Linked DNA regions of Mus musculus: region 2 is linked to region 1. The links are chromatin loops, found by intact Hi-C in ENCODE. Cell type or tissue: heart. All regions are shown on one strand.

Region 1 (5,000 bases):
CATGCCCCAGTGAGTATATGGGCAAAAGAAACTGGTCTTGTTTTCCTTTTTGGTGGTGGGAATCCAGGAGGTTGCACAAGACTGGGGGCACACCTGGGAAGACTGAGAAGTGAGTGTGACTAGGGTACATGATGTGAAACTCCTCCCCCAAAAAATCAGTAATAATATTATGTTAGAAAGAAAGAGTACTTTCTCTGTTCTTGGCATGTTATGCAGCACAAATTCAAAATAGTAAGAAATGATTACCAACTCAACTTTCCAATACAGACATAAGGAGTAACATACTGACTTAGAGACAGCTTTCACAATATGTGTTCAATACTTTCAGATTAATAATTATTTCAGGTATCTTACTATCTGTGTTAATTTTTTTGTCAATTTGACAGACTAGAATCATCAAAGAAAGACCCTCAACTGAAAAAAATGTTACCATAAAGTTGGACTAAAGGCAGGCCTTTGGAGGCATTTCCTTTACTGATGATGTGAATGGGTCCTGCCACTGGGTGTGGTACCATACCATGGCAGGTTCAGAGCTATATATAAAAGTAGGCTGAGCAAGCCATAGGAAACAAGTCACAAGCAATGTTCCTCCAAGGGTTGCACAGCAATTCCTTCCTCAAGCTCTTGCCCTGACTTCTCTTCATGATGGACTAAAACTATAAAGTGAAACAAAACCTTTCCCTAAGTCGATTTTGGTTTCAGTCTTTGTCACAGCTATCAAGGTAGAACATTATTTTTTTTTCTTTTTTAAAAAATAACCCATAGGATGACATTTCCACTGTTATCATAAATACCATCCTTAACACCAAGTCAGCCTTACTCTTCCATACAACGTGTGTAAGAGTGAGTGGCCTGTCCGATCAGCCACACAGCAACACCGATGAGCCTGCCCGCCTTTCCCAAACTTGAGGCTCTGTCCACCAAATGCACGCTGATAAATCTTCCCATCTTCAGTTCTGCTAAATGGCATACCATAATTTTCTAGCTGTGAAACACAAAACAAGCAAAAATATATTATCTTAAACAAGTAAAAAACAAAACAAACAAACAAAAAACCTCATTTTTGTACCAAATTTGCACCAAACCCAAAACCTAAACTTCAATACTAGCATATTCTATGAAAACACTGATAATTCCGGGAGAATAAACTATCTTCTTAAATGAACTGAATAGTTACAGGAAAAACTTTCCTCATTGGCTCATCATTACCAGGGATGGGACCCTAGAGCTCAATTGCAGTAGGCATGCATTCTCCAGGAGCCTTATCCCCAGCCCGTTTTTATTTTTACACTGATTCTTTTGTAATACAAGCAGAGCACATACACAAGAGTTTCCCGTCAGTTACCTCAACCACAGAGGCAGGAGCTTGCTCTGTCATGTAATGGATGGCATCCTGATCCCCCAGCCAGTCGGAGCCTTTCACAGTGTCATAGAAATGCCATCTCCAGTTGTCCTCTTCCATGTTCCCCAGAGCAGCATTGATACCTCCCTGGAAATACCATACAACTGCTTACATATCTTAACAGTCTCTGCAGCCCACCTCCCCCTCAGATCTGATTCAGGGACAGCAAACTCCGTATGTGGTGACTCTTCATGAGGGTTAAGGAGCTGTAAGGCAGGACAGATTCCAAGTCATGAGACTTCCCGAGTAGACAGATGGCTTAATTCTTATTTGTAATGGGAATGTTACTTGATCTCCAGGCCTGTAAAGACTAGAAAAGATCCTTGTAACTTAGCCATTGTTTATCTACCTAACAACTGAAGATGTTCAACAAATCTATCTGGAAATTTTATACATAGAGTCTCACTGTATAGCCTACCTTAGAACTTCCTTTGTAGACAAGGCTGGCTTGAACTCATAGAGATTCTCCTGCCTCTGCTTCTACCTCCTTCCAAAGTACTAGGGTCACCATGCCTGGTCTCCATCTTATATTTCAATTCATCCCTTTTATGTAAACTTTTTATAAAAGAAGGTACCTGTGTATGATCTGATTGTTTCTCAATCGTTCATGTATCAGAAGGAGACACAATACACAGTACAATGGTGGACCCTTTAGCTTTTGGGGATATGTCCTCTTGAGAGGAATTAAAGTAGTTTTCACTAGATCTTAGATAGTTCTTGTAAGTGTTCCTGTAAAAAAGCAAGACTAGTCCAGTCACTGAGCCACTGCTGTGGACTCAGTTGCCGCCCCCTCCAGCCTCCTAGAGTCCTGATAATCCCTGTTGTGTTGTATCCGGTCCCCCTCCTCCTCCCCACTTCTCCTGTAGCTGTCTTCTGCAGGGTTTCTACCGAGGAAAAGAAATCATATCCTATGTCTCCTGTCCAGAACCTCCACTCTTTCGACCCCTTTGCTGATGTAAGTAAGGGTGATGGCCTCCTTTCTGCAGGCACTGAGGATTATACCCATGTAAGAATTCAACAGAGAAACGGCAGGAAAACCCTTACTACTGTCCAAGGGATTGCTAATGATTTACCACAAAAAGGAACTAGTGAAGGCATTTAAGAAGAAATTTGCCTACAATTGTACTATAATTGAGCATCCAGAATATGAAGAAGTAATTCAGCTCCAGGTGACCAGCACAAGAACACATGCCATTTTCTGACAGAGACTGAACTAGCTAAGGACAATCAGCAGAAGGTTCATGGTTTTAACTGCTGTGACTCTCTGAACCTTCTGTGAGAACTTTCTTGCAATGAGTACAATCTCCCTTCTGTCCCTTGTCAGGGGTTTAAAAACCTCAAAGCCTGTATAATGTAACAATCTGGGGTCCTCTTTTAATCTGGACTAGTGTAACTCCTTCATGCAATAAATTGAAAAGAGCCATGTTGCTTAGTCTTCAAGTCCCTCATTTAAACAGCTCAAACAGTAAGACCTGGCAGCTTACATCCTGAAACAGAGCGATAACAATGTTTCAGTCAAGCATAGTCCCCTGCACTAAGAGAATTTCACCATTACAATGGCCCAGGTCAAAGAGAAGCTGGAGTACCACACCAGCTATACCACTAGAGGGAGTCCCTGCCAGTAAAAAGAACCCCTGGTGTCTGACTAGGTAGGCAGAATTCAGAAAGGGCCACCTTTTCAGAGAGGTGATAAACATATTGCTGGCCACCAGGGTCGTCTTTTGAATCAGATATATCCTAGCCGAGAGACACTGAAGGATGAAGGTAGCTTGTTATTAGTCAAGCTGATGCCACAGGTCCTGTGGCTAGCTGCAGAGGTTTCAAATCACTAGCAGCAGCTGTCCAGTGTCATATGAAGTAACAAACTTTTGTTGTTTCACTTTGAGTTTTTTTCGTTGTTTTCTTTTCCCTTCCAGTTTTAATGTTATGTAAGGTATTTAAACCTTTATTTAAATAAAACTTGTTTTCAGGAAAAAAAAAACAAAAACAAAACCCAAAACTAAGTCTATCTATTTTCTGGTCTTCGGTCTGGTAACATGACTTCTTCCTCTCATAAGATCATAGCATGGTGGAATTTGCCATTTTACCTTGCTGGCAAGGGACTCCTCACCAAAGGCCAACTGTATAGGGCTACCCAATTTTTGGACTTTAAATACACATATCTTATTCCCTTTTCCTTTCAATTGTTGTTCAGTAAGCTTTGTAAAAGCTGACCTAAGCTGAATTTCTTCCCTTTTCATTACTACTGTGCCTCAGTATTCCCAGTTATGGTATCTTTCAGTTTGGATGAGTTACAAGGAAGAACTAAGAACCGTGTGGGAACCGAATAAATGTTAGCTACTTTCTTTTCTTCTTTATTCAACCCCTCCAATGTAAAGACAAGATGATCTTTATAACTTTTAGTTGCATATTTATAGCAGGATACAAAAGCTATTTTGAAACAAAATGTGTAACTGATAGTACCCATCACTTTACTGTTGCCTGAAAACCAGGCCACAAATGCTGTCTTCTGAGAGCTCTCAAATCTCCAGAACTACAGACTTACTCTACCTACAGCTAATTCTTCTTAATAATTAGTTGCCATACTATTTTCTCCCGCTGTTATGACTACACTACCCATCACATTACAACTTTACAACAGTAGTAAATTTATTCTGGTCTCCTTTTTCCTCTAGGCCATAATTTCTTCCAGTATGTTTTAATTCTTTCACTTACAAACCACCTTTGCAACTAAGTGCTCAAAGCATGCTTCAGCAAAAAACGAGATGAAGGAGGCTTTTCCAGCTCCTAGGAACCATCAAACTTTGCTACTGGCTTAGAAAAAACTAATCCACATACCGGGAAAGATAATCAAACATGATTCTACTACCCATATAAAGATTAGTGTTACTAACAGTGATCCCAGTGATCCAAGAATGAAAATCCTTGTCATTTTCTACACTTGAGAGATTCAAAGTCCAGTATTTTTCTATTCTTTACATCCATGCCATCAAAGCTCACCGTTATCCATGTAGTATAGATTTTGATGATCCCCAAAAAGGCTCATGTGCTAAAGGCACATGGTGCTACTGGTGGATGGTGGAACCTTTAGGAGGTGAGGCCTAATGAGAGTTTAAGCACTGGGGTATGTCCTTGAAGGGGATATGGTACCCTGACTTCTCTATTGTTTGTACTTCCTGGCTGCCCTGAGATGAGGAAAGTAGCATCCTGTACCATATGCTCCCTCAGTGATGTAATGTGCTGCCTTAGGCTCAAAGAGCTTAGCCACGTGATCCACAGCTTGGCTGGAATCTCTGACCACAAATCAAACTAAGTCTGACTCTGTTTAAGTTTATTATCTCAGGTATTTGTCTCAGTGATAAAAAGCTGTCTAAACTTAAGATCTGGACTGTGCAAATATATATATTATTAATACATACATATATATATTTACCAGGGAATCAATGTGGAAGAAAATATGTCTCCATGATAGGGAGACATACAGGAGGCAGGACAGCTGGGAAAAGACCCATGTATGAAAATAACAATGAGGTGCCAATCCCACAATGGTCCCGAGGTAGAGATTACCAGCAGTGACTTGGAAAGTGAGAATGAATGA
Region 2 (5,000 bases), 150 kb after region 1:
GAGAGCAATCATATTCATATATATATATATATATATATATATATATATATACACACAAAACAAATCTTTAAAAAAGAAAAAAAGAATGAATAGAAGTTGTGGTGGAGAGGTGTTGCAAAAGCCATGTCTTGTGCTAAGTAAAGCTCTTAAGAATAGCAGCTTGTATTCTACTTACAGAGGGAAGATGGAAATCAATGGGAGACTTCTAAGAAGACCTCACCTTCCTCTAAGAAGCTGCACAAGGAGGTTACCCCTTATCTCAAGAACATTACTCCTGGGCAGTAAAGACGCACGCTTTAATCCCAGCACTCGGGAGGCAGAGGCAGGCGGATTTCTGAGTTCAAGGCCAGCCAGATCTACAGAGTGAGTTCCAGGACAGCCAGGGCAACACAGAGAAACCTTGTCTCAATAAATAAATAAATAAATAAATAAACAAACAAACAAATAAATAAAAAAAATTTAAAAAAAAGAAAAAAGAAAAAAAAAAAGAGTTGGGTTCTGAGGATATAAACTATCATGAAGGCCTTGGCCCCAGGCCATTACCAGCTCTCCCAAGGACTTTCCTGGCTTTAGAAAGGGAACTCTATTTAATTCTCAATACATTGTAACCTCAGAAAAAGCTCCCAAGGCCTAGGCTCCAGACCATTATTGGCTCTGCAAAGTAAGTTCCCGGGTTTGAGAAGCAGTTATATCATTCTTTATACATGAGAACTTTAGGGAAAGATTTACTTGATAAGGCTAGCCCTCCATACAACAATGTTTCTTTCTTCTCTCCCTCTCTCTCCATCTCTCTCTGTTTATTTATTTACATTCTAACTGTGGCCCATGGTCTTGTTGCCCCTCCCAAGGTTCTTTACGCTCCTCCCCCTTCCCTTTGCCTGTGACACCTTGCTCCATCACTCCATCTCCACTCCTCTCATCCACTCCTCACCTTCCTCATTCTTCTTCCCGGGGGAATCAAGTCTACAAGATTAGGTGTATAGTCTCCTATTCGGTACAGATTAGCAGTCCTCTGCTACATATGTTCCTGGGACCATGGACCAGCCCATGTATTCTCTTTGGTTGATGGCTTGGTCTCTCTGAGCTCCCGGGGGTCTAGGTTACATGATACTATAGGTCTTCTTAAGGGACTGGCATCCCCTATAGCTCCTTCAATCCTTCCCCTAACTCTTCCATAGGGTCCCTGACTGGAGTCCATTGGTTGGCTGTAAGTATCTGCATCTGTCTCAGTTACTGGTAGAGACTCTCAGAGGACAGCCATGCTCAGCTCCTGTCTGCAAGCACATAGGTGTTTTTCCTTCTCAAATGGATGTCAACCAGTGGAGTGGCAGAACAATGCTTTTCTCAATTAGACAATGGGAGCTTTAGGCACACCAGGCCTTCATGTTGGTTGTGACTCTGTTAAGGATGGATTGAGCAGCTTGTTACAGACCTGCTTTTTGCTTTGAGCATGGGCCAAGTGGCTGATTGTACATCACAGTTGTCTCTCCTTTGTTATAGTTTGGAGCCAGCTGTGTAGACAAACCTGGTGAGCTAACATGTGAATCCTAGCATCCTAGTCTCTAACCGGCCTGCTTAGCATACTAACCTGTGGGGTGTTTTTGACACAGTCCTCCATCAGCTAAATGCTACTTACTGTCACTATTTCCTAAGCTTGGTAAACCCTTTACATCATCAATTCTACTCTTCTACATCTCAGCTTAACATGGGAGTGCTACCCAACACATGAGATGCCTTTTAACAGCTCCACAAAATTAACTACAAATGGATCTTATACTTAATAGGTAAATGCTGGGGGCAAAACTTATAGAAGATTCAAGAGAAACTAGGGCTTTCCATGTTTGGCATCCTGCCCGTGATATTTCTACAAGCAAGCCCCTAATCCTAATGTTTTGAGCTGATTCAGCCCTGATACTGATGTTATTCAGAGTTCACCGCCTGTTTTAGCAAGTGAGGAGCATCACAAAGGTCCGCACAATTGGCCACATCTGGTTACATCTGGCTGAGGCTTCCCATCCAGCCCCAGAGAGGACCCACCACCTCAGCTCCCACTGCTCAGCCACCTGCCCCTATCCATTATAGACAGTAACCATGCGCTCACCATGTTTCAAAAACGGAGCTTACTTGACGTCCCCTCACAGCACCCAATAGCAGCGCTCAAAGAAGACACGGAGAAACATTCAAGCCTGTACAGCAAAAAACAAACTTCCAGTAAGGCTTCCGGAAGAAACCGAGTCGTTGTGTGACTGGCAGTTCCGCCCGGAAGCCTTGATTGGCCAGCGAGTCTTACCCCTCCTCTAGTTTAAAGTGTGCTTCCTGTCCGGGGCAGGTCCTTTTACAGATCTCGGGAGTCGTTTGCATTCGGGTAGCTTTTGGTGTCTGTCCTCCTAGAGCCTCATCTATCTGTGGTCCCATGCAGCCCTGGAAGAGGATCCACTATCGTCGCTCAGGCTGTTCATCCGCCTGCTCCTCCCCTTTGTGGGCAGTGATCTAGCACTCACCATGTCTCAATTTCGGAGCTCGCTTAAGGTCCCCCACCGCACCCAACGCAGTACTCAAAGCAGGACAGAAAGGACTATTCATGCCTGCACAACAAAACGAACCGGCAGGAAGCCACCCTAAACAACCCTCATTGTCTGACTTGCAGGTCCGCCTGGGGGCCTTGATGGGCCAGTGAGTCTTACCCCTCCTCAGGGTTAAATAGAGCTTGCAGTCCCGGGTCAGACCTTTTCCAGATCTCTGGTCTGACTTGCTCTCCAGTAGCATTTGTGTCTATCCTCCAAGCCTTGGGAGCTCAGGCTGTTCAGCTGCCCCCTACTTCCCGTTTTGACAGTGGTCCTGCACTCACCATGACCTACTTCCTGGCTTGCTTGAGCTTTCCTCACAGCACTTTCCCTTCTTCCTGAAATCAAGGTGGATAGCCTTTTATGAACTGAGAGTGGAGGTATCATTCTGGCTCACCAGTGGAAGGATGCCCAGGATATTAATATGAAAGAGGATTTTAGGATACAAGAGTTTTGTTTTGTAGCTTGATGCTGGCTTCAGGGAAACTGCAGGTCCTTTTCACCAAAAAGGTATGAAACAACCTTGGGAGAAAAGCAGGAAAGAGATGACAAACAGTGTAGAGCACTGTTGTTAGCCAGCGCATCTTCCTCAGTGGCAGGGTGGAGACAAACCACACTTGTATTAATTAGTACAGATAAATGTACCTCATCTCATAGGACGAATTTCTCTATGTATGTAGAAAGGGGATTAATAGAATGTCTCACAGACAGTGGTCCTCCTAGCCCAATAATGGCTGAGCACGTTCATTGCCAAGGGAAACAAGAAAAATCAAGGACTTGTTGAGTTCACATTGCTTGATATCTCAGCAGATCTTGAGAACTTACCATAATTCTGAAGAAATACGTACTTACTAATGCAGTTTAGAAACAAAACAAAACGAATGAATGAACAAACAAAACACCTTGCTAAAAAATATAGGGAAAGAAGTAGACAATTTGAAAGAACTTTCCTGTTTAAGGTCCTTTATGTATGTAGGTTTCAGAAAGAATGTGTAGCCTGGATTAAAGGTGGATCTTAAACTCTCAAAAGACCAAGATATAGCAAGGGTTTCTCACTTCAAAAGAAATAATTAAGAAAACTCCCTTACAGGATACAGGGTTAGAGTTAGGGGATTAGAGGGTTAGAATTAAGATAAAGATTGTTTAGATTAGGGTTAGAGTGGTTAGGGTTACAGGTTTAGGGTTAGGCTCAGGGTTAGCACAAAGATTTTGCTGTGCTATGTGAAATCAGCTCCTGTCTCTTCTCTCATCTGCCTTCCCAGTCCTCTTTTTCATAGTATCAGCATCTTCCTTCCTGCCCCAAGGAAAGTCATAAGGGGGCTATGCAAGAACCTGGAATTCCCTGATGGGAAATAGGTTTACTCTACTCAGGGGCCCAGTTCACATACAACAGAAACCCACTACTTCTTCGGTTGTTCTAAATTTCACCTAAGGAATCCTCTAAAATGTAAGCAATCATGGGACTTGGTGTCTTTTTTTGATAATGATATCATAAAACATAGGCCATTTAATTTTACCAGGTTAGTAATATAACCACATGGCACAAGATCAAATGGTAGCCACCATTATTCTTGATGGTCCCACCGAGTCAATAGTATCCCTATTACACAAAGAAGAAATATCAGACTTACAAAGTATTCATTTTGCATCTTAATGTTTTGTTTTGTTCTGATTCTAGTAACTTCTACCTTACAGATTTAATGGCTCCTCAAAAGAACCTAAAAGTTTTCCCAGCCACATGCCTCCAAAAGTGGCATACTAACAAAGGAAACAAAGAATTTGATACTCACAGATCCCAACAGACAAGGATAAGCTAAGTGTTAGTAAGGCATTTTTTTTTAAGATTTATTTTTTTTATGTCCATGAATATACACTGTAGCTGTCCCCAGACACACCAGAAGAGGGTGTTGGATTCCATTACAGATGGTTGCAAGCCACCATGTGCTTACTGGGAATTGAACTGAGGTCCTCTGGAAGAGCAGTACATGCTCTTAACAACTGTGCTATTGCTCCAGCCCGAGGAAGGCATTTTTAATGTGACTGATTTTAGAATATCCACAGTCTCATAAGAAACACCTTGTCAATTTTGTGTATGTAAACCCAGTGAATTCACTGACATCTTTCATTGAACTATGATAATTTTGAGATGTGGTGCCATTGAGAACTTAGAAAGAGGGGATAAACATAGCTTGTTCACCACCCCTGAACAAATGTTGTCATAGTAGAATGTGAATTTATTTGTTAAACTTATTGTATCTTATGATATAACAAATATAAAATGTTAGAATGATCGAAAGAAAGAAATAGTTTTAATAAAGAAGGATTTATATATAGATTAGGTTGGAAATTTCCAAAAATGAGAATTAAAAAAATCCTACAAAGCCTTTGGAAGTTCTGAAGGAATAAGTGAGGCATTTAAGGCACTTAAAGTATGAC

The links. A loop is a pair of places that touch in the nucleus more often than their neighbours do. Peaks named below come from ENCODE experiments on the same cell type or tissue, not always from the same donor. Only the 100,000 strongest peaks of a DNase experiment are listed, where the experiment ranks them.
Region 2: it touches region 1 in a loop (2.5-fold over the local background); 4 of 42 quality-filtered maps call a loop at or near these places.

What each region holds. Positions count from the first base shown.
Region 1 is chr13:74,338,227-74,343,226 of GRCm38, forward strand. It overlaps Sdha (succinate dehydrogenase complex, subunit A, flavoprotein (Fp)), which reads right to left. Exons shown (of 15, transcript NM_023281.1): 4 at 1,346-1,489; 5 at 821-985. Among named protein-coding and RNA genes, the nearest start is that of Sdha, 9.5 kb to the right of the region's middle. In heart, a CTCF peak has its summit at 3,000 (motif pointing right); no DNase peak of the experiment used is centred here.
Region 2 is chr13:74,491,749-74,496,748 of GRCm38, forward strand. Zfp825 (zinc finger protein 825) reads right to left here and starts at 2,213. Exons shown (of 5, transcript NM_001377115.1): 1 at 2,102-2,213. In heart, no CTCF peak of the experiment used is centred here; a DNase peak (open chromatin) is centred at 2,273; H3K4me3 peaks cover 1,363 bases; H3K27ac peaks cover 988 bases.